2 separate regions of the Mus musculus genome follow, and region 1 is linked to region 2. The links are chromatin loops, found by intact Hi-C in ENCODE. Cell type or tissue: left cerebral cortex. All regions are shown on one strand. Links, peaks and the distances in the headings refer to the core of each region. The heading gives the core; the rest is flanking DNA. Region 1 overlaps Fut9 (fucosyltransferase 9). Region 2 has its middle 130 kb from the start of Gm24965.

Evidence for each region. Peaks named below come from ENCODE experiments on the same cell type or tissue, not always from the same donor. Only the 100,000 strongest peaks of a DNase experiment are listed, where the experiment ranks them.
Region 1: it touches region 2 in a loop (5-fold over the local background); 2 of 42 quality-filtered maps call a loop at or near these places.

The regions. Positions count from the first base shown.
Region 1 is chr4:25,712,995-25,730,009 of GRCm38, forward strand. All of the region lies in intron 1 of Fut9 (fucosyltransferase 9), which reads right to left. Among named protein-coding and RNA genes, the nearest start is that of Fut9, 79 kb to the right of the region's middle. In left cerebral cortex, for the core only: no CTCF peak of the experiment used is centred there; DNase peaks (open chromatin) are centred at 5,200, 7,476, 8,765 and 9,832; H3K27ac peaks cover 3,994 bases.
Region 2 is chr4:26,063,432-26,080,446 of GRCm38, forward strand. No RefSeq gene overlaps it. Among named protein-coding and RNA genes, the nearest start is that of Gm24965, 130 kb to the left of the region's middle. In left cerebral cortex, for the core only: no CTCF peak of the experiment used is centred there; DNase peaks (open chromatin) are centred at 6,220 and 7,399; H3K27ac peaks cover 1,776 bases.

The DNA.
Region 1 (17,015 bases), core at 3,384-11,383, 350 kb before region 2:
TGGGAATTGAACCTAAGTCTTTGGAGGACCAGTCAGTACTCTAAAATAATGAGCCATCTCTCCAGTATCAATTTTATTATTTCTTTAATGTAAATATATTTGTTTTTAGACTGATTTACTGTATGTGAATGTGTATATCTGCATGTATATGTGTGAATGTGCATGTGTGTGTGTACTATAGACTGTGTATGGACATCTGTGAACAATTTATGTGACCTGGTTCTTTGCTTCCACTATGCAGTTTCAGAGGCTCAAAATCAGGTCTTTACATTCATGACAAAAAACTTTTACCCTCCATGATACCTCATGGATCTGAATTTTGATGACTCACAATATATTACTTTTCTATATAGATGTGTTTACTTGAGTAATATAAATGAATATTTATACAGGACACTATAGTACATTTGAGTGAAAATTACCAAAGGCAAAATATTACTTTTACATATTTTTTTCAATTCATGCTCAATTAGTTGATCAAAGAGACAGAAAATCATTAATCACAGTGCTGCATTATATTCAAATCAAAAGAACAGAGAACTAGAAATGGAAACCTAACTTGAAAGAAGAAAACTTTAGAGGACATTAAATGATGCTGCTATTACCATTGTTGGTATCTTCAAAACTTCATTCTGTTAATGGACACATGCCCCTTGGTTCAAATCAGTAGATGTGATTAAAGGACAATGACTTTTGAACAAATAATGACAATTACTTTATGCCATTTACAGCAATACATTAGATTTGCAGCTAGAAGGGGTCACAGAGTCAATTCCTGTGGCTGTACTTTAAATAGAATTTTATGGCTTCACAATTACTAGACTGGGTCTACAAGCCCACATTAATTCAACATACGGTTTTTCTAAATGCCTTCTATGTAACCAAGAGTGACTAGGTGTTATGAATACCAGACTTTACTAACACATTCTCCTCGCCCTTGAAAAGTTCATATCTAGAGGAAAAAGAAAAGGAAGAATAATGAAGAACTTTGTACAAAATATTTGTCTGGGGACACAAATGTAGCAGTGCTCCATTTTTCCTGGCAGGGGCTTAATAGAAAATACACTGTGCCCAGTGAATGCTAAAAGGCAACCCACAGTGCAGCATGCTCACAGACAAGAGGGAGGATAATAGAGTCTGGGACAAAAACGTCATCTGACTTTAGTGGATCAGAGACATGGGAAGTGCAATGGAGGACATGCAGGAGGCAGGGAAGATGAGCTAGGGCCTGAGAGTTTGAACCTCACAACAATAACAGCAGCATGTAATTAAACAATGATTATAATATACAGGCAGTTTTATGTTGTATGCCCATGCCTGTTTCAGTAAGAAGGAGACAGAAAGGAAAGGGAAGCAGGGAGAAAGAGGAAGAGTGAGAGAAAGAGAACAAGACAGTCTATGGTCTATACCCTCATTCAGTCCTGTAAACAGTTCTATGTGACAATGTTATTCCCACATACTCAGAAATCCAAGTTTCTTAACTAGTGTTTCTATTGCTATGAAGAGATACTAGGAGCATGGCAACTCTTATAAAGGAGAACATTTAATAGGGCTGGCTTACTGTTCAGAGGTTTAATCCATTACAACCATGGCAGGAAGCATGGCAGTGTACAGGCTGGCATGATGGATTTTTTTTGTTTGTTTGTTTTTTGTTTTTTTATTAGGTATTTTTCTCATTTACATTTCCAATGCTATCACAAAAGTCCCCCATACCCTCCCCTACTCCCCTACCCACTCACTCCCACTTTTTGGCCCTGGCGTTCCCCTGTACTGGGGCATATAAAGTTTGCAAGTCCAATGGGCCTATCTTTCCAGTGATGGCCTACTAGGCCATCTTTTGATACATATGCAGCTGAGTTTAATGTCTCAACATGAACATTAGCATGATATTTTGGGTATGGTCGGGGTACTTTGTTCTTTTAAGACCTTGGAAGGAAAATTTATGAGAGTGCTGTCTAGTTTTATATCAGCCTAAAAAAAATGCTACAATCATTTTGAAAGAGGAAAACACAATTAAGAATATGTCCTCTCCAGATTTGCTCATGGGCAAGCCTGTGGTACATTTCTTGATTGGTGATTGGTGTGGGAGAACCAGGTCACTGTGAGCAGTGCCATCACTGGGGTGGCAGTCCTGGGTGCTGGAAGAAATCAGGCTGAGGAAGCCATGAAAGGATGGTGGTCAAGCAAGAAAGTGGAACTTCCCATGATGTTTTTATCAGTTCCCTATCTAGGTTCTTCTCATGAGTTCCTCTTCTGAAGACCCTCATGAGGAACTATGATGTGGAACTGTAATCTAAGGTAAATGACATTTTCTTCTCCAACTTTCTTTTAGTAACAGCTTTTGTTTGTTTGGTTTTGTTTATTTTTTGTTTATTCAGGCTTTTTTTGTTGTTGTTTTTTGTTTTTAACCACAGCGGTAGAAACAGTAACTACAACAAAAATTGGTACTAGAAATGTGTTTGACTGTAACAAATCTGACCACATTGTTTTGTGGAGGACAGTAAAGGTGTTTTGAAACTGGCATTTAAGGATTTAAAAGCTGTTGAGTGCTCAGAGATCGGTGGAACATACTGTGGGAGCTTGGAAGGTAAGAATGCTGAGAGCAACCAGCAAATAAGCCATCACTCTTCTATGGGAACTGCTTCAATTCCCTCCCTCAGGCTCCTGCCTATCTTCCTTCAGGGATGGTCTGTTACCTAGAAGTGTTAGATGAAATAGACCCTTTCTTCCCCAGATTGCTTTTGGTTGTAGTCTTCATCATAGCAATAGAATTCTAAGACAGTGAGCTTCCCTACTCTGGGACTTAAAGCACACTTCAAGCACAGGCATCTTCCAAAGCAGGTGCTTTGTTCAAAGATCAAAGGAAAGGAATTTATTCTAGACAATCAAAAAGAATACAATAGAGTGAAAAGGGGCAAACACATGATTTAAAAATAATGTGATATTTGCTTATATATGCATATATACATGTCCATATGTATAACCCAAAGGTATAATATTGAGTGTAAAAAGCTAAGCAGAGACATATACTATATGATGCCTTCTATTTGTAAATTTAAAAACAAATTATCATAGAAATGGACAGTTATTATCAGAGATAGGAGGTGAGGAAGGAAAGTTATATATCACAGCATATACAATGTGGGATATGAATATTGAGTATAGCTTCTCTAATGTGCTACGTACTTCAACTTTATCATACTTTCAATTCTTATCACAAAAATAATAGGGGTAAGGGGGTAGTTTCGTGAATAGCTTGTTTCTTCAATTTGTCCATAGATGAAAACTTCAAATTGTACTGTGCAAATACACATACTTGTTTATAACTTAAAAATAAACAGACTAAAATAGTAATATATAAGACTACCTTGGTCCCTGCAGTACACTGATTATGTGTTATGTCACACAAAGATCCTTAGATACCTAATGAACACTAGAGTTTTTTTGAATGAAATGTAAATAAAAATTATAGTAACTGATTTTCCTGCTAAATATCAACACACAATTAGTGTCCTAATGTGAGTTAAGTTATGTCTCATACAAATGTCAGGTTGAAATCTTCATTCCAGACTCCACTAACGAACCTTAAGTTTTCTTGGGAATACAGGTTTTGCTGATGTAGTCCACTTAAGATGGCAATGTTAATTAGCTTGATTATGGTAATTATGTTACAAAACATCAGGCTCTATACCTTGAATCTATACAAGTTTCCTTTGCCAAGGCTGCATCAATAAAGCAGGTGATGCAGCCCAATGGGATAATGCTTACCTAGCATGACCAGGGCCTGGCGCTATCCCCATCACAGCAAAATAATATAAAAGCAGAATGACCTTAGTGAAGCTAAGATTATGAGAAGGTCACAATGGATTGTTATGTCCCCTCAGTCCCCTAGTAACTGTTCTTGTAATGACAGAGATTTGGAGACATGGAAAGAGAATACATAAAGATAGAAAGGAGATAGGTGATATACTACATCTCAAGGGTTGGTGACAGCCTTCAGAAGCCAAGGAAAGGCAAAGGAGACTGCTCCTATGGGGTGCTGTAATAGCTGAGCCGTGGTAAATCTTCCATTTAAATTGTGAGAAAATAAGGTCCTTTTAATCCACTAAGTTCTGTACTAATTTATTATGGCAAACCTGAAAATTAATGGGTCTCTCATGGATTTAATAAGGATTTGAGTAAGGAAGTCATTTGTAAAATAATGGAATGCGGTAATGTTGGCTTCTTGCATATGAAAAAAGCAAGATAAGAATTTTGTTTACCTAAAACATAGAATCTGGTGAATAGGGAAAAAGGATATATTTAAGAAAGACCTCTACACCTACCCTCACGTAGATAAAGAAAATAGATGTTAGAAAGATAGATAGATATAGATAGATGATAGATAGATAGATAGATAGATAGATAGATAGATAGATAGATAGATAGGATATAGACATTGACATAGGTAAAGTCTTTTGACTCAACATGAACTCATTATGTATGTTATTACCTGTAATAATTCTCAAGCTACTCCTCTTTCACCTTTCAAGCTGACTGACAGCATAGGTTGCCTGGCTGGGCACCAGTAGCCTACGCATCTCTTCCAGTTACTTTTTAAATGGTAACAAGAGAAACCCTGGGTGTTGCCTTATATTCTCTTGGCCTTTATCATTGTCTTCACCATCAAAGTCATCTGGCAGTTGTCTCAAAACGTGTCTCAGTATGGATGTTCATTGCATATGTTATTACATATATGTTATTGCATATGTTATGCATAGACACACAGTTTAGTATATCTGGATGGAGAATGTCAACTTAACTATTCGCTTTGCTATTTTTTTTCTGGGTCATGGAACCAAGAGTATCTATCTATATCTTAAGATGAATTGACTTGGAACTCAAATTCAATGAGTCATATGTAATTATGACAACTGAAATCTTAAAATGTCTCTAAATTACAGATGATTATAGCATCAGCATATCTATAAATCCTCTAGGAAAACTTTGAGAAAGAAAATTTAAATATAACTTCTTTTAATTTGAGTGTATATGCATGTGTGTGTATGTGTGCGCACATGCGTGTGTGTGTGTGTGTGTGTGTGAGTGTGTAAGTGTGTGTGTGTCTGTGTGTCTCTCTGTGTGTGTGAGTGTGTGTGTGTCTGTGTGTGTGTGTCTCTCTCTCTGTGTGTGTGTGAGTGTGTGTGTGTCTGTGTGTCTCTGTGTGTGTGTGTGTGTGTGTGTATGTGTGCAGGTACATGCAGAAGGTAGAAGATCCTATGAAACTGGAGATGGTAGCAGTTGTGAACCTCACGATCTTGGTGTTAGGAGCCAGACTTGTATCCTCTAGAACAATCTTCCTCTTACTCAGCCATCTTCCAGCCTTTTAAATTGCACATTTTGAAGGAAAGTACCCAAACATCAAATTCTCACTTTACAAAACATCTCATGACAGAAGATTCTAATAAAAGGAAAAAATAATCATGTGTTAATTTTTTCAATAAGAAATAAAGGGCCCAGAGTTCTTGTTCTGGTTAATGATTGACTAATATAAAGCTATGTTTTTAATTAAGACAAATTTAATTTGTTCACATGCAAAGTTTTTGATGAGTACTGATTTGCCATTCCAGTGGATAATGGCATCCTTTGCGCATGCAGGCAAATTAAAAACTGATCCCTGTAACGGAACTTCTAGTTAATTCCATATAGATACCTGGCATTTCAATATATGTAAAGAAACATAAATCAGGGAAATTTCATGACATTTTATAGAAACATCTACCAACTACCTTGTAAAAGTATATATGTCTTAATACAATAGATACAAACATCCATGCATGGAAACAAATGGGCCAACAGCTCTGCTTATTAGTTACATGTATCTTCATACTTAAACATTTTGGGTTCATTGTGGGCTAAAAAATCTGGGTTCTTGTGATGTTAATTGGGTAATGAGGGAGAGTATGAAAGAGGAAATGTTTCTTTTCTCTCCAATGAGAAAAATAGCCATCACGAGAATGAACATACAAGGAAGGTTCATATTTGTTTTCTTAAGATTTTCATTAGAATTTATTCTTGAAGATTTGTGTGTGCTTGTGAGCATGTGCACACAAATATTTATCATTTTTTTTCAAGACTAAGGATGTTCAAGTTAAGTTGAGAGTGGTAGTGTAGCATGCCTTTAATCCCAGGATTCGGGAGGTAGAGGCAGGGAGATCTTTTTTGCTTGAGGCTAGCCTGAACTACAGAGTAAAATGAGGTTAAAATCTATGTAGATTTTCATTTCTATTGTAAGTCTACCTTTTGTGACTGATATATTTTATCAAATCCATGTGTTCTAAGATAAAAGATGTACACTGAAGAGGTGAAGAAAGTTTGTAGGAGCAAGAGTTAGTGGATGATACAAAGGGAACAGTGTCTTTTCAGACACAACGGATTGATATGCAAATAAGCTAACAGAAACTGTGATGACACCCAAAAGACCCAAACAGGTTCTAACCAACATCACTTACTGAGACCAAAAACACACAAAATGTCCCACCCCTAACCAAGAAGCTATTTACAATTGACTACTGAGAAAAAAAGATCAGGTTGTTCCAATGAAGTGACACTTAGTTTGTCAATCACACGCCAAGGAAAGCCCTATAGCTAGGAGTAGATGGTTCACACAAAATGGACTTCAAGTTTTATTTTGTTGTGTTTGCTTTTGAATTTAAAAATGATTTGATATCCTAATAAAACTGTATCATTTCTTCTTTGTCACTTCTCCTTCCAAATCCTCCCACGTGCCCCTCTTTACTCTTTCAAATCTCTGTCTTCTTTTTCCATTAAATGTTATTACATGATTATATGGATACACATATACATTTCTAAATGTAAGTTGATTGGCCTATATCTGGTTATTCATGTGTATGTTCTCAGGGGTTGTGTTTATTTGGACCTTTGACTTTTCCTTTATTTCTATTGCTGTTTATTAGTTTTCTTTTCTTTCTTTTTTGAGAGAGAGAGGGAAGGAGAGACAGAGGGGGACAGAGAGGTGGGGAGAAGAGAGAGAGAGAGAGAGAGAGAGAGAGAGAGAGAGAGAGAGAGAGAGAGAGAAGAGAGAAGAGAGAAGAGAGAAGAGAGAAGAGAGAAGAGAGAAGAGAGAAGAGAGAAGAGAGAAGAGAGAAGAGAGAAGAGAGAAGAGAGAAGAGAGAAGAGAGAGACCCAGATACAGAGAGAGACAGAGGCTGGAGGGGAGAGAGAGGAGGAGAGACGGGGGAGAGAGAGATAGAAAGAGTCAGACACAGAGAGACAGAGAGAACCTGAAGACCCTTAAGTTTTTTGGGAGAAAGGAAGGGAGGAGTTGGCAGAGGGGAAAGTGTATGATCCTGTCACGCTATGCTTGCCACATCCAGCTTCACTTTCCTGTAAAGAGAAAATCTCAATTCTGACTGGAAATCATGTAATACGTCTCTGGATTCCCTTCTGTCCCGTTTGCACTGCTATTTCCACTGGGTTGTTTAAGTGTTTTACATCTTCTCTCTTGTGACAGATATTTCCCACATCCTGTTCCTATTTACAAAACTCAGACAGTCTCATAATTCCTCACTACTAGAGCTAAAGTCTCAGCAGTTAAATTTGGAAAGACATGGATGGTCTTCAAACTTCAACTACATATGTCCTTTTCTTCTTGTCTTTGTATGCCCCAAACACAAATCAATTACACAAGTCTGTCCACCATTTCAAATTATATCCTCAAATTACCTTTTTAGAGCTTTTGTTTGCATTTTTGCCCTTGCTGAGTACTTCCTTTAAGGCTTGTTTAATTCTACATACTAACCCTCTAGTGTAGATTTTTAACTCTTAATTGCTTATTAAATTTCTTCCCCAAACCTCGGTTCTTCCATAGTTAATTGCATATCATGTCCAAAGATTTCTTATAATTAAGCTTGCACTCTACAGTCTCAATATTATGCTTTACCATTGGCTCAAGTAGGTTTTTAAGATTAAAGGAGATTTAAATGAAGTAATCATTTTCATAATTTAAATTAATTCTTAGGACATTGCATGATTAAAACAAAAATTAGAAACACGTTCAACTCCCAATGTGACCATTACTTTTATAAACGGCCCTTGCAAATTTCCTTGTGAATGTATTGCCTGTAAATACAAGTGGTTGAGTAAGAACAAGTAATTTTTTCCTTTGCTATTGTATTGGAAATAAATTCGAGCCATTTTGACTCAACATTAGCGTTTTGAAAACTAATTCACAAATCAGAGGAGATTTATTGATATTCCATTGTCCTTTTTGTAGTAGACTGAATAACAATCTCAAGGGCTAGCTTACAGTTCAATTAGGAAAGATGCTATATAAAATTCAAGGTCACTGTGTTCTCATTCCATTGAATTTTTTTAGTCTGCCATTGAAACTAATTACTCAATCTAAGTGCAGGGACACTGACTATTTATTGATGAGCCTTTCCTTGTAGGAATTTGGCTTTTAAAAAAGTTTCTGGCCCTGAAAACGCAGACATAAATGACCTCAAGTTATACTCCAAAAAAGCATGATTTTACTGCACTTTGACATTTTCATTTGATTTTCAGTGAGGTACTCCAAGGTACTTCAAGTCTTAGTTCTCTGTCTCATGGGTGCTAATGAGATACTGTTCCTGACATTTCATAAAGAAATGCAAAGGTGTTTTGTAAAAGTAGCAACAGAGGAGAGATCACAATAACATGCAGTTTTGTTTGGAAGAATGGAATTTTCTTTCGGTTACAAAACGGACAGGGCCCATATGTTCATGAAGCAAAAATAGCATTTTAAGTGAGGCGCTGGCTTCTCTCTTCCCCCAGACTGTTGTGAGTCATTTTAGCAATTTGCTTCCTACAATAATTTCAGAGAAAGCTGTAAACTTTATGTAGAACTCTATATTTAAGATGAAACGATGAGAATCTTGGTTACTTGTTAATTTAATAAGCATTGATGGAGTAACTTCTACGTGCACCTTCTGATAATAGAGAAAACTGAAGGCAAAACTCATTCATAAAAGACATGTGAGGCGGTTGCAAATGGATATCATGGTACATTTTACTAAAGTCCATGGCAGGAGTTTGTAGAGAGGTCTATGGGCTACAGTGGGGAAGCATGCAACTCAATCTCAGGGAAAATATTCTACACATGAATCTGTGTTTTACCTGAATCAACTGGATTTTAGTAAGATAAAATAACTTGTAAGATATAGCTGTGGAACACGTAAATGCACATGGATTTGAAAGCTCGGTAGTGTAGTTAATAATGATGTGGGATACTTTGGTTTACCAAAGGGAAGTGGTTAGTGACTCAGGCCAGACTTTAAAGTCACAGATACCTTACTAATGAATCTGCCTATAATTATAAATTAAAAGCCAACAATTCAATCATAGACAAGGCATGCTGAGAAATCTAGCGATGGCTTTAGTACAATTTTCAAAGACTCTGAAAGACTAGAGCAATTTGTTAAAACTGACAATGAATTTGGAAAGCAAGAATACAGAGTTAAACCTGAAATTTGCTAAGGAATGGAGAAATGGGAAAATTCAGTTTATATTCTTTTGCTTAAAAACAAACAAACAAACAAACAAACAAACAAAAAACAATCTATAGTTTTAGCCAAATGATAGACTATTGTGTATCACGAGGGAAAATGTCTCCTAAAATATTACTGGAATTTTGAACTATGGCAAGAACAATGTATGTAGTGAGTGTGGCAAAAGCATCAATGTGTTTTCTCTGAAACACTGCCTAGCAGAGAATGTGATGAGAATGTGATGAGAATGTGTGAGCTTTGAAGCTGTGATTTAAAAATACTTTGAGAAAATAAGACCTAGAGTCTAGTAAGAGGCACCTAAAGTTATTTATTCTCCCGAGTTATCCACCTTCAAATCTTATCTTCATTTTCTTAAGCTAGCAATGTGTTTCATCCATACTGGGAACAGGGATTCAACTGGGTGCCTTTCAAGGTCTTTCATTTTCAGGGAGAGTTCTTTCATCTCAGAATGTACTTAGAACATCTGGGCTGCTCTGGAATATGTTGTATCTTTATTTGGAAGTGATTCTCTTATATGATTTTTCATTTTAATTTTTTTTGTTTGTCTGTTTTAACTAATGTATATCAGTTGCATGGATTAATGTTTACAGTGTGACCTTTTCCTTCATGTAGATATAGTGCTTTAAATACAGACTCGTGACTGCACTCTTAATTGCCCTTCTCTCTTCTCTGTCTGCTCACTCTTCTCTGGCTCTCTTAGCAATCAGGACACGAACTCACAGAGATCTGTGTGCCCCTGCCTCCCAAGTGCTGGAGTTAAAGCTGTAAATCACTACTCTCAAATACAAACACACACACACACAGACACACACACTCACACAAAACACTTATATCATATATACATATATATATGTGTGTGTGTGTATATATATTATATATATAATTATTTATTTGTTTTCTTTAATATTTTATGAGTAAAAGTACAAAGTACTTGTCATTCTATATTTATGACTATGTTTTTCATACTTTATGTATGTAATATAACTCAGGCCTGGTATATCTGGCTTATCTAGCACCTTGGGTGTTGTCTGTCTTTAAGAACTTTCACACTGCTTTACAGAGTTGCTCTGCTACTTCACACTCCCCTTAGTAGTGCTAAGTTACAGTCTTGTTAGAGAGAGTAATGGTTTCAGCTCGGAATTTTGGAGAAAGGAAGTCACAGGAACTTTTTAAGCAGAGGAAATATTTAATTAAACTTTTCTTTTATAAAAAAAATGTTTCAGACGTGAACATCAAGCTTAGGCAACACGTAAGTTGAAGTATTTTGATGGTTGAGATCGTGACGTAACATGGTTGAGGTAAACTAAAATAATGTGAAGGCAAAACAACTTTATATTCGGTTGTTACTTGGTTGGCCTTAAAAGAAAAGACAAATATGCTTCCAATTCTCTTAGCCTTTGCATTTGGATGTTGTTGGCATTGAGTCAGTTAACTGGATTGATAAAGTTTTACATGTTATGCATAAAAGTTTGACGTGCACGTTGAAACTGAAGTGGAACATAGAGTCCAAATATAGGTAGTTGGATATTTGATCCACAGTTTCATTGTGAAAATCTGGGTTAGTAGATTTTTATAAGTCACCGGGGTATAGATTAAATCCCAGCTCACATACAATGCCAGACCTTACCTTTGGCCTTTTGTAGATATTAATTCATTTAACATTCTGAATGTTTTATCGTAGATACTGCTCTAATTCCCAGGTTGCTGGGTGTTTATTTTCCCCCAATAAAGAAGCTGAGATAGAAATAAGGAGAGGTTGATAGCTATGCCCCACCCCCAACTGCTTGTTACCTCAAGGGTCAGTATACTAAATACATTATCAGTATGAATTATCAGTGCGATAACCAAAATAAATAAATGAATGAATAAATAAATAAGTAAAATCAGGAAGGGTTGCACTTTACAAGCTACAGAGATTCAGATATTGAATAAATTAGAAAAAGTGGGTTCTAGTGACATGCCAAAAAACAAAAGACAAAAAAATGATAAAAATATACTGTCTTAGAATACAAGATGTCTAAAGGAGGATTGACTCCCCCAAATGCTGCTTAAAGTTCAAGGAAACTGGGGCCTGGTCCTTTGCTTTTCTTGGCATCACCAGTTTATAAATGGCTCTTAGACAACAACAACAACAACAACAACAACAACAACAACAACAAACTATGGTGAATGGTGCAGTAAGTCTGATTAGAATCCAAGAGAAATATTGAGAAAAGGATTCAATCAGCATGTGTAGACAACTGAAGGATTTTTCTTTAGAGGTTCAAAGGAATATTATGAACTTTGGAGCAAATCAAGAGTTATAATCATAATGACTTTGGTACATATTAAATATTACTGATTTTTAAGTATTTATTATTTTTGAAATAATATATATGTGATGCACATAATGCCTACATATTTCAAAAGAGGATATCAGACCTCCTGAAGTTGGAGTTGCAAATGGTAGTGAGTCACCTAATAGATTCTAGGAATTGAACTTTAGTTCTCTGTAAGACTAGTAAAAGCAAAACCATCCTGGATTTGTGATGCTTTAAGATGGGTAGTTAGTGCTCATTAATGACAGGTATCAATGATATTATTGTATTACATTATTTTTCATGTATTTATATATAAGCATGTGAATTTATACTGGTAGGGGGTTGACTGGAGGCAGAATGTTCCACTGGTGATATGATATTTCAATTGGTACATAAATATGAATTCACTATATATCATAAAAAGTACTTGTGTGTTCTAGCAAAAAGCTAGCCCAGGAAGATTTCGAAAACAATGAAAATATGGCCCCATTAGAAATGTCTTCCTGAAATGCAAGTCTTTATTAAAAGGAAAACTGGCATACGCCAGCAAGATTTTGCTGAAAGGACCCTGATATAGCTGTCTATTGTGAGGCTATGCCGGTGACTGGCAAACCTTGATGTAGATGCTCAGAGTCAGCTATTGGATGGATCACAGTGTCCCCAACGGAGGAGCTAGAGAAAGTACCCAAGGAGCTAAAGGGGTCTGCTACCCTATTGGTGGAACAACAATATGAACTAACAAGTACCCCCAGGGCTCATGTCTCTAGCTGCATATGTAGCAGAAGATGGCCTAGTCGGCCATCATTGGAAAGAGAGGCCCCTTGGTCTTGCAAACTTTACATGCCCCAGTACAGGGCAACACCCGGGCCAAGAAGTGGGAGTGAGTGGGTAGGGGAGTGGGTAGGGAGGGTATGGAGGACTTTTGGGATAGCATTTGAAATGTAAAATAAGAAAATACCTAATTAAAAAAAATCATTCTTTAAAAAAAAAAAAAGAAAAACTGATAAAATGAAAACGGAAAAAGGAAGGAAGAAAAGTAAGAGATTAAAATAAGAAAAGAGAAGGCACATTTATAGCTCCTTCTTGCCTGGAATAGCTTCCAAGAATATGTTACATTTAAAAAAATAAAAAGTCTGCTTAAATGTCATTCAGGAAATGCTGAATTAAGCAATGGGAAGGCTTCTTTTACAAAGGCTTTCTTAGAACTCAATGAGAACATGGCACAACCATTTCCAAAACATACCGACCTTGTAGTTCTTCAGAGCACAGCACTACTACTCTAAGCGAACAGTAGATTAGAACAGGAAGACTCAACTAGCTTTCCTCAAATGTTCATCTGTTCGGCTGAAGTTCACAGACTATTGCTTTTGCAATATACAGAATCGTGTTTTAATTACTTCTCGGTCATTAGGTAACATTAAAGAAACGTAAAAGCTCCTTTGTCCCAAAATTAATATTTTAATATTTGTGAACTCTAGGGTGGGAAAAGTGTAGCTGGGTCTAGACCTCACATATAAGAAGGCAGAGTCCCTGATGTTTGTTTTCTGTTTTAATGAACCTAGAACCCAAATATAAATAAATGGAATCAAAGAATTTGTACTACTAGCTACTGTGCAGGGAAACAGAATCACATTACATTTTATAATGCTTATTCTGCAAAGCGAAGAATAAATAAAACTCAGTAAGCATGTGTATCATACACAAGGACTCAAAGGATGCTGAATGGAACTCTTGAAAAAAATCATTTAGATGAAAAAATATCCACAGAATATTTCTCAGTACATGCAATAAGACCATACTACAATCTGGTAAGTATTAATTGATAGACAAGATAGTATTGATGGCAGAGCAAAGAACCATGTAAAAACAGCAGAAATGCATCTCCAGAGATCAATGTACCCATTAACGGATAGCACTATAGTCAGGCAACATGGGAAAAAATCTCACAGTTTATCAAATGTTGAAACGATATGCAAAATATCATAGGAGGTGTTGGTAGCATTTGAATAAAGCCTGTCAAAAGGAAAGGTCCCAGACTGTAATTGACTCTAGAACTGAACCAAACTACACCATTTATACAGACATATAAATATCTGCATCCAACAAATGAAAAAAATTACAAAAAATACTATCTAATACAAAATAGTCATGTAAGTGTTCAAAAGAATGGGTAAAAGAGGGATTGAAACATGTAGGAAGTTTTTAGTGCTCTAATTGAGTTCTAGAGATAAGATTATCACCCTTTCTAAAATACGTGAGGTTATCCATGTCCCAGACACTGCCAAAGACAATATATGTGACTGAATATAAGACAATAGCAATGATCTGGTCTGAAACAGAAATGCAAACAATAAACTAATCATTATATAGCTTTGGAAAAACTTCAAGCCATCTGACACATGTGTAGTAGAAGTTTGTAAAGAAGCAGGAGATATGAGGGCTAGGGTAACATTTTAATAGGCAATGATGAAAACTTATTAAGTATGGTGATGATTATAAATGTACAGAATCAAGGAATTCAAAATGTAGTATGTGCAGAGTACAGTTATTTTAAAAAAAGAAATAAAGGCACTCGACTAACTAGAAGCAAGGAAGCAGCTAACAGTGGGGTGACTTAATGTGCTGAAACCCAAATCCTTTTCCTAGTGAAAGCATCTTGCCCAGTAGGGACCACAGGAAGACTTTCTCAGACACAGAAATGGCAGTGGAAGATACATTAAAGAGAGAGCTGCAGTAGAAAGGGGTCCTGGGAGGAAATATATAACTAGATCAATAATGAACAACAGGAACAGTAAGAAGAGCTGATGATGTACACTTCATCTGTTCATTAGAACACCTGCCAAGATCTGGGGCACAAGTCCCTTCCGCTCGACTCGTGACTCGAGCCCCGGGCTACCTTGCCAGCAGAGTCTTGCCCAACACCCGCAAGGGTCCACACAGGACTCCCCACGGGACCCTAAGACCTCTGGTGAGTGGATCACAGTGCCTGCCCCAATCCAATCGCGCGGAACTCGAGACTGCGGTACATAGGGAAGCAGGCTACCCGGGCCTGATCTGGGGCACAAGTCCCTTCCGCTCGACTCGAGACTCGAGCCCCGGGCTACCTTGCCAGCAGAGTCTTGCCCAACACCCGCAAGAGCCCACACGGGACTCCCCACGGGACCCTAAGACCTCTGGTGAGTGGACCACAGTGCCTGCCCCAATCCAATCGCACGGAACTTGAGACTGCGGTACATAGGGAAGCAGGCTACCCGGGCCTGATCTGGGGCACAAGTCCCTTCCACTCGACTCGTGACTCGAGCCCCGGGCTACCTTGCCAGCAGAGTCTTGCCCAACACCCGCAAGGGTCCACACGGGACTCCCCACGGGACCCTAAGACCTCTGGTGAGTGGATCACAGTGCCTGCCCCAATCCAATCTCGTGGAACTTGAGACTGCGGTACATAGGGAAGCAGGCTACCCGGGCCTGATCTGGGGCACAAGTCCCTTCCACTCGACTCGTGACTCGAGCCCCGGGCTACCTTGCCAGCAGAGTCTTGCCCAACACCCGCAAGGGTCCACACAGGACTCCCCACGGGACCCTAAGACCTCTGGTGAGTGGATCACAGTGCCTGCCCCAATCCAATCGCGCGGAACTCGAGACTGCGGTACATAGGGAAGCAGGCTACCCGGGCCTGATCTGGGGCACAAGTCCCTTCCGCTCGACTCGAGACTCGAGCCCCGGGCTACCTTGCCAGCAGAGTCTTGCCCAACACCCGCAAGGGTCCACACGGGACTCCCCACGGGACCCTAAGACCTCTGGTGAGTGGATCACAGTGCCTGCCCCAATCCAATCGCGCGGAACTTGAGACTGCGGTACATAGGGAAGCAGGCTACCCGGGCCTGATCTGGGGCACAAGTCCCTTCCGCTCGACTCGAGACTCGAGCCCCGGGCTACCTTGACAGCAGAGTCTTGCCCAACACCCGCAAGGGCCCACACGGGACTCCCCACGGGACCCTAAGACCTCTGGTGAGTGGAACACAGCGCCTACCCCAATCCAATCGCGTGGAACTTGAGACTGCGGTACATAGGGAAGCAGGCTACCCGGGCTTGATCTGGGGCACAAACCCCTTCCACTCCACTCGAGCCCCGGCTACCTTGCCAGCTGAGTCGCCTGACACCCGCAAGGGCCCACACAGGATTCCACACGTGATCCTAAGACCTCTAGTGAGTGGAACACAACTTCTGCCAGGAGTCTGGTTCGAACACCAGATATCTGGGTACCTGCCTTGCAAGAAGAGAGCTTGCCTGCAGAGAATACTCTGCCCACTGAAACTAAGGAGAGTGCTACCCTCCAGGTCTGCTCATAGAGGCTAACAGAGTCACCTGAAGAACAAGCTCTTAACAGTGACAACTAAAACAGCTAGCTTCAGAGATTACCAGATGGCGAAAGGCAAACGTAAGAATCCTACTAACAGACATCAAGACCACTCACCATCATCAGAACGCAGCACTCCCACCCCACCTAGTCCTGGGCACCCCAACACAACCGAAAATCTAGACCCAGATTTAAAAACATTTCTCATGATGATGATAGAGGACATCAAGAAGGACTTTCATAAGTCACTTAAAGATTTACAGGAGAGCACTGCTAAAGAGTTACAGGCTCTTAAAGAAAAGCAGGAAAACACAGCCAAACAGGTGATGGAAATGAACAAAACCATACTAGAACTAAAAGGGGAAGTAGACACAATAAAGAAAACCCAAAGCGAGGCAACGCTGGAGATAGAAACCCTAGGAAAGAGATCTGGAACCATAGATGCGAGCATCAGCAACAGAATACAAGAAATGGAAGAGAGAATCTCAGGTGTAGAAGATTCCATAGAGAACATCGACACAACAGTCAAAATACAAAATGCAAAAGGATCCTAACTCAAAACATCCAGGTAATCCAGGACACAATGAGAAGACCAAACCTACGGATAATAGGAATTGATGAGAATGAAGATTTTCAACTTAAAGGGCCAGCTAATATCTTCAACAAAATAATAGAAGAAAACTTCCCAAACATAAAAAAAGAGATGCCCATGATCATACAAGAAGCATACAGAACTCCAAATAGACTGGACCAGAAAAGAAATTCCTCCCGACACATAATAATCAGAACAACAAATGCACTAAATAAAGA
Region 2 (17,015 bases), core at 2,945-10,944:
ATCCTGATTTAACTTTGGTACCTGGTATCTGTCTAGAAATTTGTCCATTTCGTCCAGGTTTTCCAGTTTTATTGAGTATAGCCTTTTGTAGAAGGATTTGATGGTGTTTTGGATTTCTTCAGGATATGTTGTTATGTCTCCCTTTTCATTTTTGATTTTGTTAATTAAGATGCTGTTCCTGTGCCCTCTAGTGAGTCTAGCTAAGGGTTTATCTATCTTGTTGATTTTCTCAAAGAACCAACTCCTCATTTGGTTAATTCTGTGAATAGTTCTTCTTGTTTCCACTTGGTTGGTTTCACCCCTGAGTTTGATTATTTCCTGCTGTCTACTCCTCTTGGGTGAATTTGCTTCCTTTTTTTTCTAGAGCGTTTATATGTGTTGTCAAGCTGCTAGTATGTGCTCTCTCCCATTTCTTCTTGGAGGCACTCAGAGCTATGAGTTTCCCTCTTAGAAATGCTTTCATTGTGTCTCATAGGTTTGGGAATGTTGTGGCTTCATTTTCATTAAACTCTAAAAAGTCTTTAATTTCTTTCTTTATTCCTTCCTTGACCAAGGTATCATTGAGAAGAGTGTTGTTCAGTTTCCACGTGAATGTTGGCTTTCCATTATTTATGTTGTTATTGAAGATCAGCCTTAGTCCATGGTGGTCTGATAGGATGCATGGGACAACTTCAATATTTTTTTATCTGTTGAGGCCTGTTTTGTGACCAATTATGTGGTCAATTTTGGAGAAGGTACCATGAGGTGCTGAGAAGAAGGTATATCCTTTTGTTTTAGGATAAAATATTCTGTAGATATCTGTTAAGTCCATTTGTTTCATATCTTCTGTTAGTTTCACTGTGTCCTTGTTTAGTTTCTGTTTCCACGATCTGTCCATTGATGCAAGTGGTGTGTTGAAGTCTCCCACTATTAATCTGTGAGGTGCAATGTGTTCTTTGAGCTTTACTAAAGTGTCTTTAATGAATGTGGCTGCCCTTGCATTTGGAGCATAGATATTCAGAATTGAGAGTTCCTCTTGGAGGATTTTAACTTTGATGAATATGAAGTGTCCCCCCCCTTTGTCTTTTTTGATAACTTTGGGTTGGAAGTCGATTTTATTCGATATTAGAATGGCTACTCCAGCTTGTTTCTTCAGACCATTTGTTTGGAAAATTGTTTTCCAGCCTTTCACTCTATGGTAGTGTCTTTCTTTTTCCCTGAGATGGGTTTCCTGCAAGCAGCAGAATGTTAAGTCCTGTTTATGTAGCCAGTCTGTTAGTCTATATCTTTTTATTGGGGAATTGAGTCCATTGATATTAAGAGATATTAAAGAAAAGTAATTGTTGCTTCCTTTTATTTTTGTTGTTAGAGTGGCATTCTGTTCTTGTTGCTGTCTTATTTTTGGTTTGTTGAGGGATTACTTTCTTGCTTTTCTAGGGCGTGTTTTCCATCCTTGTATTGTTTTTTTTTTCTGTTATTATTCTTTGAAGGGCTGGATTTGTGGAACGATAATATGTGAATTTGGTTTTTTTGTGGAATAGTTTGGTTTCTCCATCTATGGTAATTGAAAGTTTGGCTGGGTATAGTAGCCTGGGCTGGCATTTGTGTTCTCTTAGTGTCTGTATAACATCTGTCCAGGCTCTTTTGGCTTTCATAGTCTCTGGTGAAAAGTCTGGTGTAATTCTGATACGCCTGCCTTTATATGTTCCTTGACCTTTTTCTCTTACTGCTTTAATATTCTCTCTTTATTTAGTGCATTTGTTGTTCTGATTATTATGTGTCGAGAGGAATTTCTTTTCTAGTCCAGTCTATTTGGAGTTCTGTAGGCTTCTTGTATGTTCATGGGCATGTCATTCTTTAGGTTTGGGAAGTTTTCTTCTATAATTTTGTTGAAGATATTTGCTGGCCATTTAAGTTGAAAATCTTCATTCTCTTCAACTCCTATTATCCGTAGGTTTGGTCTTCTCATTGTGTCCTGGATTTCCTGGATATTTTGAGTTAGGATCTTTTTGTGTTTTTTATTTTCTTTGATTGTTGTGCCTATGTTCTCTTTGGAATCTTCTGCACCAGAGATTCTCTCTTCCATCTCTTGTATTCTGTTGCTGATGCTGGCATCTATGGTTCCAGATTTCTTTCCTCGGGTTTCTATCTCCTGCATTGCCTCACTTTGCATTTTCTTTATTGTGTCTACTTCTCTTTTTATGTCTTGGATGGTTTTATGCAATTCCATGACCTGTTTGGTCGCGTTTTCTTGCAATTCTTTAAGGAATTTTTGTGTTTCCTCTTTAAGGTCTTCTACCTGTTTAGCTTTGTTCTCCTGTATTTCTTTAAGTGAGCTATTAAAGTTCTTCTTGATGTCCTCTACCATCATCATGCGATATGCTTTTAAATCCGGGTCTTGCTTTTCGGGTGTGTTGGGGTGCCCAGGTCTAGGTGGGGTGGGAGTGCTGGGTTCTGATGATGGTGAGTGGTCTTGATTTCTGTTAGTAACATTCTTATGTTTGCAGTTCGCCATCTGGTAATCTCTGAAGCTAGTTTTTATACTTGTCTCTGGTTAGAGCTTGTTCCTCAGGTGACTCTCTTAGCCTCTATCAGCAGATCTGGGAGACTAGCTCTCTCCTTAGTTTCAGTGGTCAGAGTATTCTCTGCAGGCAAGCTCTCTTGTTGCAGGGAAGGTGCCCAGATATCTGGTGTTCGAACCTGCCTCCTGGCAGAAGTTGTGTTCCACTTACCAGAGGTCCTAAGATCCCGTGGAGGGTCCGGTGAGGACCTCGTGGGGTGTCTGGAAACTCCGTGTGCTAGGAACCCCGGTGCTGGAGTGGACCAGAAGGGACTTGTGCCCCTGATCAGGCCGGGTTATCTGCTTCCCTAGTTAATGCAGTCTCAGGTCCCACATGATTGGATTGGGGTAGAGGCTGTGTTCCACTCACCAGTGGTCTTAGGATCCTGTGGGTGATCCTGTGTGGGTCTTTGTGGGTGTCTGGAGACTCCTTGGGCAAGGCACCCCGGTGCTGGAGTGGACTGGAAGGGACTCTTTTTTTTAATTAGGTATTTTCTTCATTTACATTTCCAATGCTATCCCAAAAGTTCCCCATACCCTCCCCCACCCACTCCCCTACCCACCCACTCCCACTTCTTGGCCCTGGCATTCCCCTGTACTGAGGAATAGAAAGTTTGCAGGACCAATGGGCCTCTCTTTCCACTGACGGTCAACTAGGCCATCTTCTGATACATATGCAGCTAGAGATATGAGCTCTGGGGGTACTGGTTAGTTCATATTGTTGTTCCACCTATAGGGTTGCAGATCCCCTTAGCTCCATCCTTTTGCTTACAAAATTCATGTTGTCTTTGTTTTTTAATAACTTATTAGTATTCCATTATGTACATGTACCATATATTCTTTACTCATTATTTAGTTTAGTGACATGTAGATTGTTTCCAGTTTGTGGCTATTACAAATAAAGTTGCTGTGAACATAGTTGATCGAAAGTCCCTGTGGCAAAGTGGGGTATTTTTTAGGTTTATGCGCAGGAGTGGTAAACCTTGACCTAGAGATAGAACTATTCCCAATTTTCTGAGAAATCTTCAAGTTGATTTCTGAAGTGGTTGTACAAGTTTACAGACCCATCAGAAATGGAGGAGTGTTCCCCTGACTCAGATCCTTCTTAGCATGTGCTATTACCTGAGTTTTTGAACTTAGCCATTCTGGTGGGTGCTGATTAAAGACTTTGAACTTTTCTTTAAATATTTCCAAGCCATTCAAGATTCCACTGTTGAGAATATTCTGTTTAGCTCTGCACCACAAATTTTAATTGGGTTATTTGGGTTGTTGGTATTTACCTTCTTTATAAATTTTGGATATTAGTCACCTTTGTCTGATGCAGGGTTGGTAAAGATCCTTTCCCAATCTGCCGGCTGCCGTTTGGCCTGATGACAGTGTTCTTTGATTTATAGTAGCTTGTCAGCTTGATAAGGTCCAATTTGTCAATTATTTATCTTAGAAGCTGAGCCATTGGTGTTCTGTTTATGAAGGAGTCTTCTGCACCAATGAGTTAAAGGTTACTCCTCCATTTCTGTTCTATTAGGTTTTATGTTGAGGTCTTTGATCCACTTTCACTTGAGTTTTGCACAGGGTGATAGATAAGGATCTATTTTCATTCTTCTAAATGCAGACATCCAGTTAGACCAGCACCACGTGTTGAAGATACTTTGTTTTCCCCATTATATTGTTTTGGCTTCTTTATAAAAAAAATCCGGTGTCCATAGGTGTATAGATTTATTTCAGGATCTTTGATTTGATTCCATTGAACCACCTGTCTGTATATCAGTACCATGCATTTTTTATTATTATTACTCTGTGTTACAGTTTGAAGTTAGGGATGGTGATACCTTCCAAAATGTTCTTTTTGTTCAGGATTATTTTTAGCTATCCTGTTTTGATTGTTTCTTTCTCTCTCTCTTTCTTTCTTTCTTTCTTTCTTTCTTTCTTTCTTTCTTTCTTTCTTTCTTTCCTTCTTTCTTTCTTTCTTTCCATATAAAGTTGAGAATTGCTCTGTCGAGGTTTGCAAAGAATTGTGTTGGAATTTTGCTGGTAATTGTATTGAATATGTAAATTACTTTTGGTATGATGTCCATTTTCACTATGTTAATTCTAGTGATCCATGAGTATGGGAGGTCTTTCTATCTTCTGGCAACAAGCTTCCCTTCCTGGGTAATTATTAGCCCCAAAATGTATATCTATCCTGGTTCACATTGAATAAAATATATACCTTTACTTCCACTACAAAATAAAGCAATATGAGCAAGCAAGGATCATCTCAGAGAGATGCTTTATTAAGAATCATGGAGAGAAAGTCTTTGACTAAAGAGCTATGCCTAGCATTTGTGTAGAAGGCTTTCTCCCCTCTAGCTGTTCTGTTACTCTGGACCATCACTCCAAGTCAGACCAGATTCTACTTGTCTTAGGCTCTAACTCCTCTCTCTCCTGGGGTGCAGAAACCCAGAGGGAAAATTATACTTCAGACCCCTGGTTTCTGACTCCTTCTCCTGGAGGTATGCTGGAAGTATCCATGTACCCAGAGAGGAGACGGGAAACCATTGCAGACTCCCCATTTTCTACTTTTCTCTGCCTCCTCTTGGTGGCATGGCAGCAACACCTGTGTACTACCAGTGGAGAGGTAGGGCAAAGTACAGCATCATACTAAGTTTTTGAAGAAGTTCTAATATTCTGGCTCTTTAACATTCTCTGGCTAGTTTTGTATTCCTCAGTGTTCAGCTTGTTCTCTCTGAAACATCTCTCTGTGAAACTGTTCTGGTAAAGCTTCCACACACACCACACCACTGATTACTTGTTCATTGCTCTGAAGTAGACTCTCTTTCATGAGCTGCTCTCGGGTGAGTTGGATGTAGCCTATCTCTGACTCTCTCTGTCAAATCTTTCTCTGATTCATCATTTTGTCTTCCCCTCAGTCAGATGTTCACACATGGCTGCTTTCTTTGACAAACTAGCCTTACCTTCACTGATAGGTATTAAAGTGAATACTAAGGTTGTGTCTGTATTACAGAAAGATCATGTTGTAATCCAGTGTATTCTGCATTCCAGATGAATCATATAGATCTAGAAAGTCTTTGATCCCTTGCCAGAGCAGTCATTTTCTGGATTAAAATTTCTCTACAGGCTAGAAGAAAATGCTCTGTCTAGGCTATGAGTAGTAACTTAGAGGTGGAGGGTCCCAGATAGACTCTAAACACCCTCTGTGGTTTACTGATAAGGAAAGGCAATCTTTTATTTGTATGCCACTTCCAGATATTTTTATTGCCAAGACAACAGGAAAAGATGTTGGAAGATAAAGTTATTAAAAGCATATTAAATTCTGCTTGGTTTTTGTCACATTACAGCAGTTTTTGAGGTAAAAGAACTCACTTCTATAGTAATAGAATCTTGGCTTAACTATATCCCTGACTTTGTACAGCTTTTAGATTTTGTATAGACCCCACAGACTAATGGTACTGCTAGAATTCTGTATTGACATGTGACCCTAAGGCTGTGCTGATGAGCTGACAAGGAGGACTGCAGAATTATATATCTCCTCTCAAACTTAAGTTTCTTTTTTCTCAAGAAACCTCATAAAGTAAAGGCAAAGATAGAACTGTTAAGGATTACGCAATGCGAGTTACAGAGAATTGAGTTCACAGGCAGCTCTTCTGCATTTGGGAATGTGCACCTGCACAGACTGTGCAGCCCTGTGCAATCTCCTGAGACAGAGCCAGATGAGGTCTTTTTAAATCCACCAACACACATCATCCCCATGTGCATCCTCAATATCCAGCATCCACCCAGTTCTCATGAACACTATTCTAAATTTATTCCTTTCTTCTTTTTCAACTATTCAAGATATGAATTTCTCTATTTTCTTCACCAGGTCATTCCAATCAGCAAAGATTTTATTTCTCTTAGTAAAAATAAGCCAAAGCTTTCTCAGGCATGCCATTCAATCAAGCGTCTGTGCTATTTATGGCATTGTAAAACCCCTGGAGGAACACTTTGCTATGACTCGGCCTGTGTCCCTCTTTGAATTTTTTTTTTCATTTACACTCTGCAATCCTTGCTAAAATGAGTCACCCTGTAAGCCACACAAACATTGTTTTACTAATACAAGTGGTCATTTTAAATTTCAACCCTTACTCAATCTTACTTTATCTATTCCAGCATTTGATAGTATTTGATTATCAAAGTACTTCCTCCTTTAATCCTTCTCAATTTTCAATGGTGTGTGGATATGGTAAAGTTTGTGTGTTGGCTTAGCTAGACCAAACTATTATAATAATCTGTTAGTTGTATACCTATATGATAATATTGATGTGTTTAGAAATACTAGTATTTAAATCAGTAGACCAGAGCCTGCACAATGATTCAGAAGGCAAAAGCTCTTGCCATACAGGCTGACAACCTGACTTCAGTCTCTGAGACCTGTATGGTGGAAGGATAAAACAAACTTTTATGAGTTATCTTCTGAAGCACCCCCCCCACACACACACACACACAAGCACTCACAAATATAAACTTAGTAAGCTGAGTTTAGTTCTACCACATAGGAAAGTCTCATCGTGATTGAGTTTTAGGAAAAACTTCAAGCTCTCCTAAAGAAGAGATACTGCCTTCAGACTAAAATTACTCTGGGTCACAGCATCCAATCAACCCATTTCCCCTGGATCTACCCTCCTTTCCAATTTGTCAACTTCTACAAATTGTGAGACAATTTCCTAAGCTGCCACCTCTGCTCACCCTTTCTCCCTCTCATGCTTTCTCTCCTATTCCATCTTCTTTCTACTTTTGTAGCATACCCTGAATCATATGGCTTCCAAGAGAAGCCACTCTTGGCACTCTCAGTACTCCAGCTAAGTCTTTCCTGCTATTTTTTCTCATTTTGCCCAGCTTTTAAACTCTGGAGGACTGCAGACTTTGTCCTTGGCATTTATCTCATTGCTATTTTCAGTCATTCTTTGATGATCTCATCTTAGCATATTCCTAAGTATCATCTAAATGTTGGCAAGTCATAGCTTTTATTCCTACAGCAGAAGTTTCCCTTTTAAAGCTTTAGAATCAGATAGTTGAGCACTTATTTTGCATCTCCTACCTTGATTTAAAATGAGTATGGTAGGTAGTGGAATCTATCTTAGGCTAACTAGTAACTGCATATGTAAAATGTATAGCCGCTTTGTTTGATACACAGTAATACTGAAATATGCTTTAGAATGAGCTACTGAACCTCTTTTTTGCTGTTATTTGTTACTTTTATTTTTTTATAATCCAGTTGTTGCACCCCTTCTGTACTGGCTAGTTTTGTATCAACTTGACACAGCTGGAGTTATCACAGAAAAAGGAGTGTCAGTTGAGGAAATGCCTCCATGAGATCCAGCTGTAAGGCATTTTCTCAATTAGTGATCAAGGGGGAAAGGCCCCTTGTGGGTGGGACCATCTCTGGGCTGGTAATCTTGGGTTCTATAAGAGAGCTGGCTGAGCAAGCCAGGGGAAGCAAGCCAGTAAGGAACATCCCTCCATTGTCTCTGCATCAGCTCCTGCTTCCTGACCTGCTTGAGTTCCAGTCCCAACTTTCTCGCTGATGAAAAGCAGTATGGAAATGTAAGCCGAATAAACCCTTTCCTCCCCAACTTGCTTCTTGGTCATGATGTTTGCGCAGGAATAGAAACCCTGACTAAGACACCTTCCTATCTGCTCTCCCCCAGTGCCTCATCCCTTTCCTCCTCCCCACTGTCTCCAAGAGGATGTCCCTCTGCCCCCCAGGTTCCCCACCCCCTGGGGCCTCAAGTCTTCTCCCACTGAGGCCAAAACAGGCAGTCTTCTGCTGAATATATGTTGGGGGCCTTAGACTAGCTACTGTATGCTGCCTGGTTGGTGGCTCAGATCTCATGTTCGTATATCTGCTGTTGCTTTGTTGTTTATCTCATGGGTAGGCATTCATGCAGCGAGAACTTACGAGTGTAGAGAACATCAATTAATGAAAGAAAGCTGCCATGAATTTCAGAAAGATCAAGGAGTTACCAGGGGGTTTAGGGGGAGAAAAGGGGAAGATGGAAGTAATATAATTATATTAACATCTATAAAAAGGAAATAATAAAATAATAATGTGACAGTGGTTTATAGCCAAAACTGTCCCTGGTTCCTTCTTAGTTAATTTTGGTGTACACGTGTCCTGTTGTGAATTCAGAACATGCTATTTTTTATGCTTTAAAATTCATCCCTAACTCATAGAAAGCACTGTAGCCTGAATAAGACCCAGGGTCATGTGTAACACAGATAAATCTTCTAGTTTTTTTTCTCTTTCATATTCTGAAAGGTTGTTATACTTCAAAGAGATTAATCAAACTATGATCTTATGCGCTTTGAATCCTCTACTCTTTCAAAGAGTAATACTACTTGTCTGGTTCATTCATTCCTGTCATGCTGATATTTAATGCTAAGTTTTAGTGTACCTCCTTTTGGCATTTTGATGTGAGAGGTAAGTAGCCAGATATAATTAGATGAAATCACGGATTGGATGTTGATAAATACATGTTGGGCCTAGGTGACTAAAGCTCCTGTGCACATGGCTCGTGGCAGTCACACTAGATTATCTAATGCATTGAAAGGATGCATCAACCCATCCAATGCCCCCCAAAAGCCCATCTCCTAAATAAGATCCTAATCGAAACTCCAACTCTAACTAAGAACTTATCTTCATGCTTATCTACTGTTTGCATCCTCAGAGTGCCACATATTAATAAAAATCTAAGTTTATTCTCATATCTTTTTTTAATATTTTTAAAAGAATATTTGCAATATTCAACTTGGTAATAGCTCTAAAATTATAAGCTTTCTCAAAATCAATTGCATACTTATCCTCCTTTGGTTAGTTTTATTTGTTCTTTGGCATAGCTTATGAATTAAAACACAGTATATTTTATTATATTTTATTAAGTGCTTCTCAGCCATTCCAGATTCCTCTGCTGCAAATTCTCTATCTAGTTGTTTATGTTGTTGGTTTTTTGGTGGCTAGCGTCTTGAACTCTCAAAACCATTATTCACCACAATAAATTAGGCTTCAGCCCAGGGCTGCATGGTTAGTTCAATGTATGAAAATTTATTAACATAATATACCGTGTAAACAAACTCAAAGAAAAAAATTCATGAACATCTACTTAGATGCTGAAAAAGCATTTTACAAAATACAACACCCCTTCATATTAAAGGTATTGAAGAGATTAGGAATTCAAGTCCCATACCTAAATGTAATAAAACAATTTACTACAAACCAATAGTCAATGTCAAATTAAATAGAGAGACACTTGAAGCAATCCCACTAAAATCATGGACAAGGAAGCTCACTCTCCCCAAATCTATTCAATATAGTACTTGAAGTTCTAGCTAGAGAATAAGACAACAAAAGGAGATCAAGGGGATACAAATTGGCAAAGAAGAAATAAAGGTGTCACTATTTGCAGGGTTATGATAGTATACATAAGCTACCCCAAAATTCTACCAGAGAACTTCCACAGCTGGTAAACAACTTCAGCAAAGTGGCTGGATATCAGATTAACTCAAATAAACCAGTAATATTCCTTTATACAAATGATAAACACTAGGGAAACAACTACCATCACAATAGCCACAAATAGTATAAAATATCTTGGAGTACCTGTAGCCAAACAAGTGAAAGATCTCTATGACAATAATTTCAAGTCTCTCAAGAGAGAAATCAAAGATCTCAGAAAGTGGAAAGATCTTTCATGCTCATGGATTGGCAGAATTAACATAGTAAAAATGGCCATCCTACCAAAGGCAATCTACAGATTCAATGCAATCCTCATCAAAATCCCAACACAATTCTTCAAAGACATGGAAAGAGCAATTCTCAAATTCATCTGGAAAGGCAAAGACAAACAAACAAACAAGAACAAAAACAAACAAACAAATAAATAAATGCAGAATAGCTAAAACAATCCTTAACAACAAAAAAAAACTGCTGGGGGAATCACTATCTCTGATCTCAACTATAGTACAGAGCAATCGTAATAAAAACTGCATGTTACTGGTACAGAAATAGACATGTTGATGACCTTCAATTCATGAAATAGAATTGAAAACTCAGAAATAAAGCCACAAACTTATAGACATTTTGTCTTTGACAAAGATGCCAAAAATATACAATGGATAAAAGAAAACATCTTCAAGAAATGGTGCTGGTCTAACTGTCTGCATGTAGAAAAATGAAAATAAACCCATTTTTTTTTTACCTTGCATGAATCTCAAGTCCAAGTGGAGCAAGGACCTCAACATAAAGCCAGATACACTGAATCCGATAGAAGAGATATTGGGAAAGCACCTTGAACTCATTGGCATAGGGGAAATTTCCTAGAACTCCAATGGCTCATACTCTAAGATCAAGAATTGATATATGGGACCTCTTGAAACTAGAAAGCTTCAGTAAGGCAAAGAACATAGTCAATGGGACAAATTGGTAACCTTAAGGTTGGAAAAATCTTCACTAACCCCACATATGATAGAGGGTTGATACCGTCTCAAATCCTTAATGATCATTAATTTTTTGCTGTCTACATTTTTTTATATTTTTACCAAAATGTCATTCATTCAGAATTATATTTTTATAGATCAGTAGAGTTACTTTCTTCATTTAGTAGTACTAATAAATTTTTCTCTTATCTTGTTGCAACTGGTTTGGTTATTTTCTTATAGTAGTAAATCCTCTCCCATTGCCTGAGTGTACCAGTTTATCATTCTCCTCTTATGATTCATTCTGTCATTAAACGACACCCTAAACTTGGTTACATTCCATTTAGTGATATCTGAACAGCAGAAATTTCCTTACAAATTTTGAAGACAAGTCTGTAGTGAAGTTATTGGGCATCACTTTGTCTAATAACATGTGCTTTCCTTCTCAAACATGACACTTTTTTTTGTCTTCACATGTGCTTACAAAGTGCTGTCGAAGCTCTGGTGCTGCACTCCCACTTAAGTTTTTGTTTGTTTGTTTGTTTGTTTGTTGTTTTTGTTTTTTTGACAGAATGTCTCTCTGTATTCCTGGCTGTTCTGGAACTCACTCTATAGAACAGTCTGGCCTCAAACGCACAGAGATCCACTTGCCTCTGCCTCTGGTGTGATAAGATTAAAGGCCATATGCCACCACTGCTGCTGCAGTTGGTACCTTTTTTAAAAGAGCCAAATACTTTCGTTTTGATTTTGAGACAGAGTATTTGATTATACTACTGGCCATCTTAGATCTTACTGGGTAGAGCAAACTGGCCTCAAACTTACAAAGATACATTTTCCTCTATCTCCTGAGTGCTAGGATTAAAAGCATACAACATGACCAAGGTCACTCATAAAATAATACTTATTCATAGTCACATTTCAATATATACCTGGAGAAGAACATATGAATTCAATATATTTTGGTGACTTTCAAGATTGAGCAGTTAGAAACAATGCCAAACCAAAAATAAATCAAAACCCCACTGCAACATCTTATGTTCACACATTTGTATAACATTCCATTTTTAGCTCATCTTGGTAAATTCCCAGAAGAGCAATTACTGGATTGTATGATCAAACCATGATGATTTCTAAAAATAAATGTCATACCGTTTGACAAAACATCTGTGCAAACAGGAATCTGTAATAGTTCTTGTTCTATATTCCTGCCAGAACTTACTGCTTATTATGTTTGGTACATTGACTGGTCTAGCACATATCAGGTACTATTTCATTTTCAAATTTTCATTTTCTTGATGAAAAATAATAAAACACATATTTCTCTAAAATTATGCTCCATTCTATACTATATCTTGTTTACTAAGGTGCCTCTTCAGACTTTGAAATTTTATCTATCTATCTATCTATCTATCTATCTATCTATCTATCTATCAATTTATTTATTTATATGTAGCTTTTGGTGTCCTGGATAAAACTATTTTTTTAACACTGGGTTTTATATATTATATTAAGTCTAAGGAGTTCGTTATACATACTAGTTTAATGTTTTTATAAGATATGTATATATGCAACACATGCTTCCAGTCTGTGTCTTTTCTTCCTATCCCAGACAATGTATATTATATATCATAGTATTTTATTTTAATAAAGCAAAGGTTATGAATTATATCATTTGTTATACCTTTACATTTTAATTAAAAATCTGTCTTAAAATATTCTGTTACTCTCTGAGACGAATTCCTTCTATTTTGCAATTTCTTTTAACATCTAGCTTATATAAAATTTGATTCATTTTAAATTAATATTTTGTAGATACTTATAAAGGATGTAGGTCTGGGCTCATTTTATTTCATGGAATCTTTCTAGTGTTCTAAAACAATTTGTTGGAATGACTACACTTGTTCTGTTGAAATGCCTATGTTCTTTGTTCTATGACCATTTTACTTTTGAAATAGGACTATTTCTGGGACCTATAGTCTGATTTACTAATAGCATAAACAGGAAGAAATCTTGGTGTATATAGAGAGATTGATTTTTAAGTTGTGGTGATGGTACTTTCTTTAATTAATGTTTTTCTGTCTCTTAACATTTCAATCTGTCAATATGCTGTATATTCTTAGTGTGTGAATAGAAGGTCATTCAGAGTCAGTTGAGTTGTTGTGGTGTTTAACTGAATTCTACTGCATTTTTACATGTGTTTATGTGTATATGAATACACACACACACACACACACACACACACACACACACACACAAATATATTTACCTTTCCAGGAATACTTCAAGTTATGTCTGTTTTCATAGTAAAAACCTCTAAAATTCTCTAAAATTAATTATCTATCTATCTATCATCTATTTATAAATCTATCTATCTATCTATCATCTATCTATCTATCTATCTATCTATCTATCTATCTATCTATCTATACATATATTAGGCCATGAAAAACTAAGGATCAATAATAGGAAATGAAAATGTGAATGCCATTCTGTGTCATTTGCTGTGGATATAATAACAGAAATTATATTAATTTGTCAGAAAATTTTGGAATACTAAAAATATAGGAATTTCTTTAAGGTAAAGTTGTGGTTTGATCCTTCATTCTAGCTGGGAACTATTCCTTAAGTAAAAAGACAGATGATTTCCAATTACGTGGGATAGTTTGTGAAAATGGGACTTTTCTTGATTAAATGTACTTATTCATGGTGACGCTATGTTCATAGAAATTGGCAGTCTAGGGAAACATTTGCAGGTAGACACTTGTGAAATGACATGATATCATAAATAGTCTTCATTTTAAGTAATTTAAGACTTTACAGTACAAAATCAATGTTAACATCACCACGTATTTAATTTTTTTCCACATCTGGATGAACAGTACAGAACACTAAAAAATAGGAATAAAATGTTAATATTAACACAAATGTCATCAATTACCTGAGATATTTTTCCTTTTTTTGTTGGTTATTTTATTTATTTACATTTCAGTTGTTATCCCCCCTTCCTGGTTTTCCCTCCACAAACCCCTAGTCCATCACCCCTCCACTCTTATTTTATGAGGGTGCCCCTCCATTCACCTACCACCCTAGCATTCTCCTGCTCTGGTGACCTCCACAGGACCAAGGGCCTCCTCTCCCATTGATGCCAGATAATGTAATCCTCTGCTACATATATGGTTGGAGCCAAGGGTTGCTCCATGTATACACTTTGGTTGGTGTTTTAGTCCCTGGGAGATCTGGGGGGGGGGGGGTCTGGTTGGTTGATATTGGTTTTCTTCCTATGGAGTTGCAAATCCCTTTGGCTCCTTTAGTCCTTCCCCTAACTCCTCCATTTGGATCCCTGAGCTCAGTCTGCTGGTTGACTGAGGATTTGCATCTGTATTGGTTAGGCTAAGAGGAAAACTCATAGCTCTGAGTGCTTACATAAAGAAATTGGAGAAAGCATACTCTTGTAGCTTAACAGCATATCTGAAGCTCTAGAACAAAAAGAACAAACACAACCAAGAGGAGTAGATGGCAGGAGTAGATGAAATTAACCAAGTAGAAACAAAGAAAAGTATACAAAGAATCAATTAAACCAGGAGCTGGTTCTTTGAGAAAACCAACAAGATAATTAAACCCTTAGCAAGACTAGCCAGAGTACACAGAGACAGTTTTTAAATTAACGACATCAGAAATCCTTAGCAAGACTAGCCAGAGTGCACAGAGACAGTTTTTAAATTAACGACATCAGAATAACCTACACTGAACAAAACTGGAAAATCTAGGTAAAATGGATGATTTTCTATACAGATTCCAGGTACCAAAGTTAAATCAGGATCAAATAAGCCATCTAAATAGTCCCATAAACCCTAAAGAAATAGAAGCAGTCATTAAAAGTCTCCCAACCAGGAAAACCCCAGGGCCAGATGGTTAGTGTATAATTCTATCAGACCTTCAAAGAAGACCTAATTCCAATTCTCCTCAAAGTTTTCCACAAAATAAAAACAGAAAGAACACTACCTAATTCATTTTATGAAGCCACAGTTACTGTGGTACTTAAACCACACAAAGACCCAACAAAGAAAGAGAACTTCAGACTAATTTCTCATACAAATATTGATGCAAAATTAATCAATAAAATTTGTAATCTAATCCAGGAGCAATTTGGAAAAAAAATCTGTTATGTTTATTAAACATTTTCAGCCACAAGCCAGCCAGTATACATGAGATGCTCTGAGACTCCCAACACATATACAACAGAGAACTGCCTGGTTTGACCTCAATGGGATGAGATGTGCCAAGTCCTTGAGAGACTTGATGCCCCAAAGAGTGGGGAGGACTGGTGGTGGGGGAGCATCATTTTAAAAACTTCATTTTTAAAATAATTCTTTACTTCAAGAAGGTTAGGAGTATAAATTTTTTAATAGCTCACTTTCAAAAATGTTCAAATTATTTTATTCTTGTTTTGTGGCTATAATTCGATCTTGCCTTTTTGGTAGGTAGGGTGTTAACTTGAAGTTAATAAAAGACTTTAATTATACTTTACATATACAAGCAATGATATATGCTACAATAATATTTGCTATATTTAGGTTGCAAAAGATTTGCAGTTCTAGTCCCTGGGCACTCATGAAGTCACACATAATGTGGAAGGCTTCCTGAAGACCTTTGTGTTTCAAAAGGAAGATGTAAAGTTTGCCAGTGGTGATGACTCTACACGGTTATGTTTCATTTATTACATGTAGGACAAATAATTCATTTGGGCTTCAAACCGAAAAGCACTCATACTGTTTATGTCAAAAGTAGATAAATTGAATATAATTACATGGAAACAGTAGACAGAACATGAACTGAAAGATATTCTTTGAAATAAATACTGTTTTTTTTTCAAACATTGATACCACTAGAAAAAGACTTGAAAAAAAAAAAAAAACCTCACATTTGTAGAAACTTAAAATATTTCACAAGTAAATGTGATGGCATGAATCTGAACCATTATTTTTTTTTCTTCTGTGGTTAAGAACATTTATTAGGCATTTGATAAGTACTATAGTAAATATATCATGCTTAATTGCTTTTGATTATATTACTCTATAAATATATGCTGTTTTATTAAGGGTAAATAATAACAATATATGTAATTTATACTTAGTTCAGAGGTATAAATAAATCTCTTATCGCAATGGCTAATCTTGGTTGTACATATGACACATCTGGTATTGGGTGAGAGAAAAAGGACTGAAACCATGAGTGCCAGCAGAAAGAATGGAAACAGGCAACCTCAGGAAATAGGAGGTTAGGGGGGGACCCCAGAATGCACCAGAGACTTGGAAGGTAAGAAACTCTCAGGAATCAAAGAGAGGGACCTTAGATGAAGTGCCCAGCAATAGGGAGAGTGATCTTATTGAGCCCTTCCCCATCAGGAAGACAGGATAAGACATCAAGTGAGGGATGGGATTGCCATTCTATAGTCATATCTCTGATCCATAATTGTTCCTGTCCGAAAGAATTATAGGGATGAAAATGGAGAGAAGCCTGAGGAAAAGAAGGTCCAGTGACAGGACCAAAGTGGGATCCAGCTCAAGGGGAAGTCACAAGGCCTGACACTATTACTGAGGCTATGGAGCACTCAAAAACAGGGACCTATCATGACTGCCCTCTGAAAGCCTCAACAAGCAGCTGAAAGAGTCAGATGTAGATATTTGCCCTAACCAATGGACAGAAGTAGCTGACCCCTGTTGTTGAATCAGGGAAGGGTGAAAGAAACTGAGAAGAAGGATGATCACGTAGTAGGTCCAGCTATCTCAATTAATCTCGACCCCTGAGATCTCTCAAACACTGGACCACCAAATAGACAGCATACTCCAGCTGATATGAGGCTCTGAACACATATACAGTAGAGGACTTCTGGGTCTGTGTTCATTCTGAGATGATACACCTAACCCTCAAGAGACTGGAGGCCCCAGGGAGTTTATAGTTCAGGTGGGCTGGGGGGTAGGGGCATCCTTTGAGAGACAGGGGCTTTGGGGAGGAGGTGTGGGAT